Linked DNA regions of Mus musculus: region 1 is linked to region 2. Evidence: chromatin loops called from intact Hi-C (ENCODE). Cell type or tissue: heart. All regions are shown on one strand.

Region 1 (4,000 bases), 50 kb after region 2:
TGAAGGTAAGTTTAAAAAGCAACATCACTGACAAAGCAATAAGGAAAAGAAGACATCATACCAATACCTTTCTATGCATTGTGCCCGGGATAGAGGAGGCTGGCATTTTTGATTATGAATTTCTCGGGCAGCAAGTCTAGCTTCTGACAACTGAAAGACAGAACAAACGTTTGTGTATTTGTTTGTTTGTTTGTTTGTTTATCAGAAGGGCAGAACACACCATCAATATTACTCCCTCTTTATCTAGAACTTCCCAATCTCTAGAACTCTTGTGAAATAAATAACTGTTGTTTTTCAATATTCTCATTACCAACTAGAAGTTGCAAGGAGTAATGGCACACTCAGGAGGCAGAGGCAGGTGGAGCTCTGTGAATTTGAGTTCAACCTGGTCTACATAGTGACCCAGGACAGTCAGAGCTACACAGGAAGATACCAAAAACTAACCAAAAACAAACCAAAAGAAACTAATAAATAGCAAAACTGAAGTTGTAAGTTGACTACCCAATACTAACACATCAAATCTTATAGGGAACTAATTTTCATTTAAGACAATAACACATCTGTATCAAAGTTCAGAGTTAAGTATTAACTTTAATGCCCAGAATTTAAAAACAAAATCCAAAGCATGAAATTTTCATCCCTCCTAAGATATTTATCTTGGGGTGAGAGAGATGGCCCAGTAGTTGAGATCAAACACTACCTTAAGACCTAACTCTATTTAAAACACCCACATCAGGAGGTTCATAACTGACTGTAACTGCAGTTCTAGGGGATCGGAGGATCTCTTCTGATATCCATGGGTACTTGCACTCATGTGTGCATACCAATAAATAGGTGCACACACATATACACATAATTAATCATTAAGCTGGGCAGTGATGGCACACATTTATAATTCCAGGACTCAGGGGGCAAAGGCAGGCCAGCCTGGTCTACAGAATCAGTTCCAGGACAGCCAGGGCTACACTGAGAAACAATGTCTCAAAAAAAAAAAAAAAAAAAAAAAAAAAAAAAAAAAAAGGAAAAAAAAAATCTTTAAAAATACCAAATGCACTAAAATAAAGAAATCCTTTTATATAATGCTTAAACTTCATGTTTACTGGTTCATTCTCCGTAAAACTAGCCAAAATGTTACTGTACCTTTTCATCTTCCCACTGAAAAAAGTTACAGTCTTTTCTATCTCTACAGGCTGAGCAGGCATAAAACTTTCGTGTTTCTTCCTTCCCTTGGTTCACTTTTACAAAGAGAAGAGTAGGCCCTAGTTCCAGAATAGGAAGAAAAAATAAGTATCAAGCAGTAGTCTACACCAAGTTTCTCTGCCTTAAATAAAACTTATTTAGGCATTATACATAATTTATAATTCAATGTACTATCCTCTTTGATAAATCTTATTTTCTTCCATTGCAACACTGATGCATTTGAATATTAGAAATAATTTTTAAAACTGCTCTCTTCAAAAAGAAAATGCTTTCTGTTTACATTACAATAGTCAACAGCTGGGGTCCATGACGAAAGTATGCTTAAAAGAACAAACGCGAATAAAACAAGGGGGAAAGCCCGGAGAACTGCAAGGTTTGCCGTTACCATTTTCAGTGAAACCCTGAGCTTTACAGTTGGAAAGCCGCAAGAAGTAAACTTAATTAGGCTTCCAGGGTTTTGTTGTTTATTCTAACTTCAAAACAATAAAACCCCATCAATTCAACAAATTAAATTCCGCTAAGAACTTGTCAGCAAGAAGCCTTCAGCCCCGTGCATTCTACGTTCGGCTTTCTCCCTAACCTGTCCCCCAAAGCAGAGATGCTAACAGCTCTGGAGACAAAGCTCCAGCAGCCAGGACCTCTCTGGGGGTTTACTAAATAGAGTGACAAACACTTTCTGAAACCGGGTGTTATTCACGCATCACACAAGGTAAGGAAGAGGGGGTGGGAAAAAGCCTTCTCTTCCAGACACAAATCCGAAAAACCCGCAGAGCACCTAGCCCAAGCCTCGCCATTGGCGCCGCCGGCAAGGCTGAGCGCAGACGCCGACCCACCGTGCGGGCACAGCGGGGCAGGAGCCGTGGGGTTCGAGGGAAGCGCCACCTCTACCCCGGACGCCCTACGCCCCGCGTCGCCATCACCCTCCAGGGACTCAAGACAGTCCATGGGCGCCGCCATCTTTCTGCCGAAGTCCCGAAAGCCTCTGTCCCAACCAAGGAGGCGGAGAAAGAGCGCCGCCGCGGCACGCGGAACCCACAGCGCCCCACGCGTCCTGGAGGAGCCATGCCGCCGTCAGACCCAGAGTGAGAAACTAAGCAGGACACCCACCCACCCACCCACCCACCCACCCACACACACACCCGTGGGGGTTCTGGGGTGAAGCTGGAAGGCCTATGCCAAGAGAGCACCTATAACCAGGAGAAGAGATGAATCTTTAGAACAAAGATCTGATTAGATTATAGATCCAAAAGAGCAACAAAGAGGTAAACAATGGCTGAACCACACAGCACAGCAGCTCTATTGCGTTTAACAATGCCAAAGAACTGTCTAGTCTTTTGGTTTGGTTCTGTTCTGTTCTGTTCTGTTCTCTGACAGGGTTTCATGTAGTCCAGGCTAGCCTCTAACTCCCCAGTAGCAGAGTGTAGCCTGGAACTCCTAATCTTTTGCCTCTACCTCCCAAATGCTGGGGTTACAAACACATGCCTCACCATGCCTGGAGCTCATCTAACACTTGCTCTTACACGTAATTATTGAATTCTCGTTCTCGTTTGTACCTCAGGAAAAGAATGTCGCCATTTGCCAGTGGCAGTTGTCTACATAAAAAATATCAAAGAATGTACACTTTTTAAATAACTTCTAGGTTAACTTGAGTTTGGTAAGTTTCAGGATATGAGACTAACATACCCTGGCAGTGATTGTCTAAACATAAAATTTAGAATACCACTTAGAATTTCCAAGCAAAAGAAGCATGTATTTGTTTAACGTACACAGGTCTCATGAGCAGAAAACTAGAAAATGTGGTTGAAAAAAAAATCAAGAAAGATCTAAATAAATGTGGAAGCGTGGTCTGTTCATTACACGGGAAACGGAACACAGTAAAGATGCCACCTCCTACCAGGTTAAGTGCAGACAGGTTGAGTGCAGTTTCTAGCAAAATCTCAGCCAGATATACAAAGTATTATTCTGAATTTTATAGGGAAAGGCAAAGAAATGGCTAAAATAATTTTAAAAGAAAATAACCAAGTGGGAGAGATCAGTCTATCTAATTCCAAACAGTGGTAGTAGTAGTCAAGGCTCATTCATACACACATCTGTCAATGAAATTGCAAATTGTAACACGCGTACATGCGTGTATACACACATGCACATGCACACACTCTGATCTGAATAAGGTACATGAGGAGGTATATAATTATGATAATAAAGCAGCCTTCAAAAATGATACAGTCTTCTCTTTTCTGAGGAAAAACTTTGGTGAGAAAAATCCCACACCTTAGATTTAGGTACACAGTTATTCACCAGTTTACAACAGGCACAAATTCTAGAAACTCTGCCACTAGGGGATTTTATTGCATAGGCATTAGAGTAAAATTTAAAAAACTGGGGAGGCTACAACATCACCAAGATCCTAGGTTTTAGGGTTTTTTTTTTGCGGGTGGGGTGGGGGAACATTTACGTACACATCCCATCGGTAACTGGAATGTTATGAGGTGTTAACTATGGTTGATAGACATCTATGTATTTATTTGCTAACAGGGTTATGATAATCATCAGTAAGTTATGAGTGTTTTTATTGCCTAATAGAGTCTTTACTTCATACTGGGAAATACTGGGGGCAGAAATACTCTGAAATCCTTGGAAGGATTCTGATGGAAACTGAAAATAGACCCGAGCACAGGGGTGGACTCTGGCTGCCTGTCCTGTCACTCAGAGTTTGATCCTAAGACCCAATGAATTCGGAAACTCTTCCCACAGAGTCTCTGGACAAATCAGTAAAATCCTACAAGTACCAGGAAGACTA
Region 2 (4,000 bases):
GCAGAAAGCTGCAAACTCACCTGCAGAGATAAAATGAACCTAGACCCACAGAACAAAAATTTTAATTACTACTTTTGAGTATTTTTTTTTGCAATCTACAGAACAACAGTGTCCAAACGAATGTAAGACATTTTCAAAGAAATGGGTGAACTCAGAAGGCCCAACTTAGTCCTGTACTCTACATATTTTCTTTCTTTTTTTTTTTTTAAGGTACACCTACATGTATGTATTTGTACCACATTTGTGCAGTCAGTGCCCCAGGAGGCCAGAAGAGGCCATCAGTTCTCCCTGGAACTGAAGCTACCGACAGTTGTGACCATGTGGGTGCTATGAACCAAACCTAGGTCATTTATAAGAACAGCAAGTGCTCTTGATAGCTGAGCCATGTCTCCAGCCCCTTTTGTATCTTTTAAACTTACCTTTTTGAAAAGGTTAAAAAGCCTATCCAAGACAATAGACAAAAGAAGTAACACAAACAACATGAATATGTAGGTGACATAGTAAAATAACAACAATAATGACTGCACTCTTAGCCCACGCCTTAGCTATGTCACCAGCCATGGATCTTAGAGACAGAGCCGTGCCACACAACACGATAATGCAATCTGGCACACTAAGCATTTCTGGGTGCTAGGCCTTCCTTACCACCTAGTTTTACATAGGTGAGGGTGCTAAGTGGCATGGATGATGGGACCCTTTCAAGATGGCTGTCAGGTAATAGTCATCCTCCACAGAAAGATGGGTATCTAGTTGTACTTGATATCGCATGTTCACGTTCCTAATGTCAGAAATGCTAACTGACAACGTCCACACGCATTCTGTCTGCAATTCTGTGAGGCATCAGCCTTTCAACTTAAAGATCTTCTAAATAGCTAGATGTAACAAAGATGTAAAACCTCGGAACCAAGCATCCTCTGTAGCAACTGCACACACACACACACTTCCAGTTGGACTTGACAGTTCATCTTCATTCTCTACTAATCTGAAACCAACTTTGGGCGGGGTCTGATGGTGCATCCCTGGCCAAATCAATTCCTGGAGTCCTGGGTGTGCAGAACTTGGAGGGAATTTGTTCTTCTGGGCCATACAGGAAATGGAATACACATCCTGTCTGGAAGGCACAGTATTTTACACAGTCTCTTAAAGTTAACAGCCATGCTGAGATGTAGGGGCAGGAGAGATGTGCGATTCGCCACGTCTGCCAAAGGGGAAACTGAGGCTCGAGGGTCCCAGCCCAGGCGACCTCTCTCACCAGCTCACTTACCTCGCCTGTAGTGTTGGCCAAAGCAATGAGGTCTCGCTTGGGGGACCAGGCCAAGAAAATAATCTCCTGTGGCAGCTGCTTCTCTCCCACCACCCGAAAGGATGGGAAACAGGTCGGAAAGCGCAGCATGGGTGCGGCCCTGCAACGACGTGCGCGAGAAGGCCGCCGGAGCACCCGGCCACAAAGCTCTGGCACAAAGCCCTGCCAGCAGCGGTACCTGCCAGAGTCGCAGACTCGGCCTACTCCTAGCCAGCGGCCTTCCCCGCCCTCTCACTCCGCCCTCCGCGCTCGGAGAAAGCTTCCGGCGCCGACGCCGGGACGTCTTCGCGAGAGGAAGTGAGTGGCACAGCAGCCGCGCGCCGGTGGGGCGGGGAGAGCGCAGGGCGGGGCTTGATGTAGGGCGGAGCCGTGTGGGCGGGGCGAGCGAGTGCTTAGGGCAAAGTTAGCCTAGGCTACAGCGGGTGAGGGCGGGGCTAGAAGGGAGCGGAGCTAGGCCGTAGCTGGGCGTGGCTAGGGCGGAGCGAGCTCTGGTGTCTCGGAGGTCCCCTACTCTGGGCTGCCCGCTGCACAGCAAGTACCAAAGGAATCCTTAACCCTGTATACGCGGACGTGTGGGAACCCTTCCAGGCCTTTTCCGTTTGCTCAGAAATTCGCTGCTGTGTACACAATCCCTTTTGTTCTAGGTTTAGGCTCTAATCAAAACTCCGGACTCACACACTGGACCTCCTTTGGCACACAGTCGTTTTCAGCCCTGGATGCATTGTAGAATTTAAAACAACAAACCTCTCTATCAGGCAGCATTTTAGCAAATTAAAAGAGGGTTAACATTGGACGGAAATCACCATTTAAAAAGAAAACAAAACACTGAATGATTCCTATCTACAGACATATACTGTTAAAGTGCTTGCACCCTCCCTAACAGGGACAAATAGTGTGTTTTCTTTCGCCTTATTTAAATGATTTCTTGACTTGTAGCAAACTCACCACAGTTAAGAGGAAACAGGATTTATTCTGTGGCTATCTAAGCATTCAATTTTGTGAGAAAATGTGGACAGACACTGCCCAGGCAACCTCAATTGTCAATCTGTTGATCACAACTGCTCTGGGTTTTAAGTATAAAGACCACTCTGCAAGAAGGGAGAGCAAAGTAAGTCTACATTTTATCATCAGTAGTACTGTTTATCAAAACTGTTTCCCTCTGTCATGGTTTGAATATGCTTTGCCCAGGGGGTGGCACCATTTGGAGGTGTGGCCTTGTTGGAGTAGGTGTGTCACTGTGGGTGTGAGCTTTAAGACCTCATCCTAGCTGCCTTGAAGTCAGTATGCTGCTAGCAGACTTGATATGAAGTAGTAGAGCTCTCAGCTTCTCCTGCACCATGCCTGCCTGGATGCTGCCATGTTCCCACCTTGATGATGTCCGACTGAACCTCTGAACTCAGAGATCTGCATGGCTCTGCCGCCTGTAATGCTGGAATTAAAGGTGTATACCACCATGCCTGAATCTAAACTTAGCTGGATGGGATCTTACCCCCAATCCCTTAATCTTTTATTTCCTAGAACGTAAGATTCAGCTCCATTTCACTTCCTGGTGCCCCTTTAATATGTGAACCACATTTTGTATTTTTCCTTTCTAAACTTGCTATGCTTATTTAAAATGTTCTTCATGAGACTTAACCAGAGAACAAGGTCTCTGCTGGGCTTTTTTGAGACTTTGTCAATGCAATTAATATAAGTCTCTTTATCTTAGACTCAGGTAGACTCTTAAGACAAAGGCAAAAAGCAGCCACAATCTTCACCAAAACACTACAAAAACAGTTTCTGGGCCATATTGAAACTTTCCTCCACTGAACCGTCTTGAGCCAATTCTGAACAGTTCAAATCAATCTCAGCAACTAAATCTTTCATATTCTTACTAGGATAGCCCATTAAGCCCCACTTAAAGCATTCAACTGCTTTCCAAATCCAAAGTCCCCAAATCCACATTCTTCCAGACAAAAGGCCTATCACAGCAATACCCCACTTCTGGTACCAACTTCAATCTTAGTAAGAGTTTTTACTGCTGTGAACAGACACCATGACCAAGGCAACTCTTATAAGGACAACATTTAATTGGGGCTGTCTTACAGGCTCAGAATTTCAGTCCAGTCCATTATCATCAAGGTGGGGACATGGCAGCATTCAGGTAGGCATGGTGCTGGAGGAGCTGGGAGCTTTACATCTTCATCTGAAGGCTGCTGGCAGAATACTGACTTCCAGGCAGCTAGGGTGAGGTCTTAAAGCCCATACCCACAGTGACATACCTACTCCAACAAGGCCATACCTCCAAATTTCACACCCTGGGCAAAGCATATTCAAACCACGATGCCCCCACAACTTCACTTACTGTTTTTGGAAAGAAATCCAGAGACTAACTCACGTGATTCCAGTTTGAATAGTTTCTAGTAAGAGTTCTAGAGCCATAATATTTGCATTTATATGAAACAAACACTTAGTAATATGATTATTGTTACATATAAAACAAACACCACACTGCATAGTAAGTAATACATGATAATTATTAACACAACACATCTATCTACCTTTAAGGAAGTCCCAGATTTGGTAAAATATGATAACTATTGGCTTGCTCAATGTAGTTAAAAAAAAAAATCAAACCAAATGTCCAACCATAGGAACATTTTCTGAACTTTTTTTTTTTTTTTTGGATATGGCATAGTCATCCTCTTCAGGATCTTC

Evidence for each region. Hi-C counts contacts between places; a loop is a spot of excess contacts. Peaks named below come from ENCODE experiments on the same cell type or tissue, not always from the same donor. Only the 100,000 strongest peaks of a DNase experiment are listed, where the experiment ranks them.
Region 1: it touches region 2 in a loop (2.5-fold over the local background); 6 of 42 quality-filtered maps call a loop at or near these places.

Annotation. Positions count from the first base shown.
Region 1 is chr5:52,781,248-52,785,247 of GRCm38, reverse strand. It overlaps Zcchc4 (zinc finger, CCHC domain containing 4), which reads right to left and starts at 2,193. Exons shown (of 13, transcript NM_001308144.1): 1 at 2,034-2,193; 2 at 1,141-1,259; 3 at 68-150. The coding sequence starts at 2,157. In heart, a CTCF peak has its summit at 2,227; a DNase peak (open chromatin) is centred at 2,167; H3K4me3 peaks cover 1,456 bases; H3K27ac peaks cover 1,186 bases.
Region 2 is chr5:52,831,657-52,835,656 of GRCm38, reverse strand. Anapc4 (anaphase promoting complex subunit 4) reads right to left here and starts at 1,522. Exons shown (of 28, transcript NM_024213.2): 1 at 1,265-1,522. The coding sequence starts at 1,393. In heart, no CTCF peak of the experiment used is centred here; a DNase peak (open chromatin) is centred at 1,656; H3K4me3 peaks cover 2,149 bases; H3K27ac peaks cover 2,230 bases.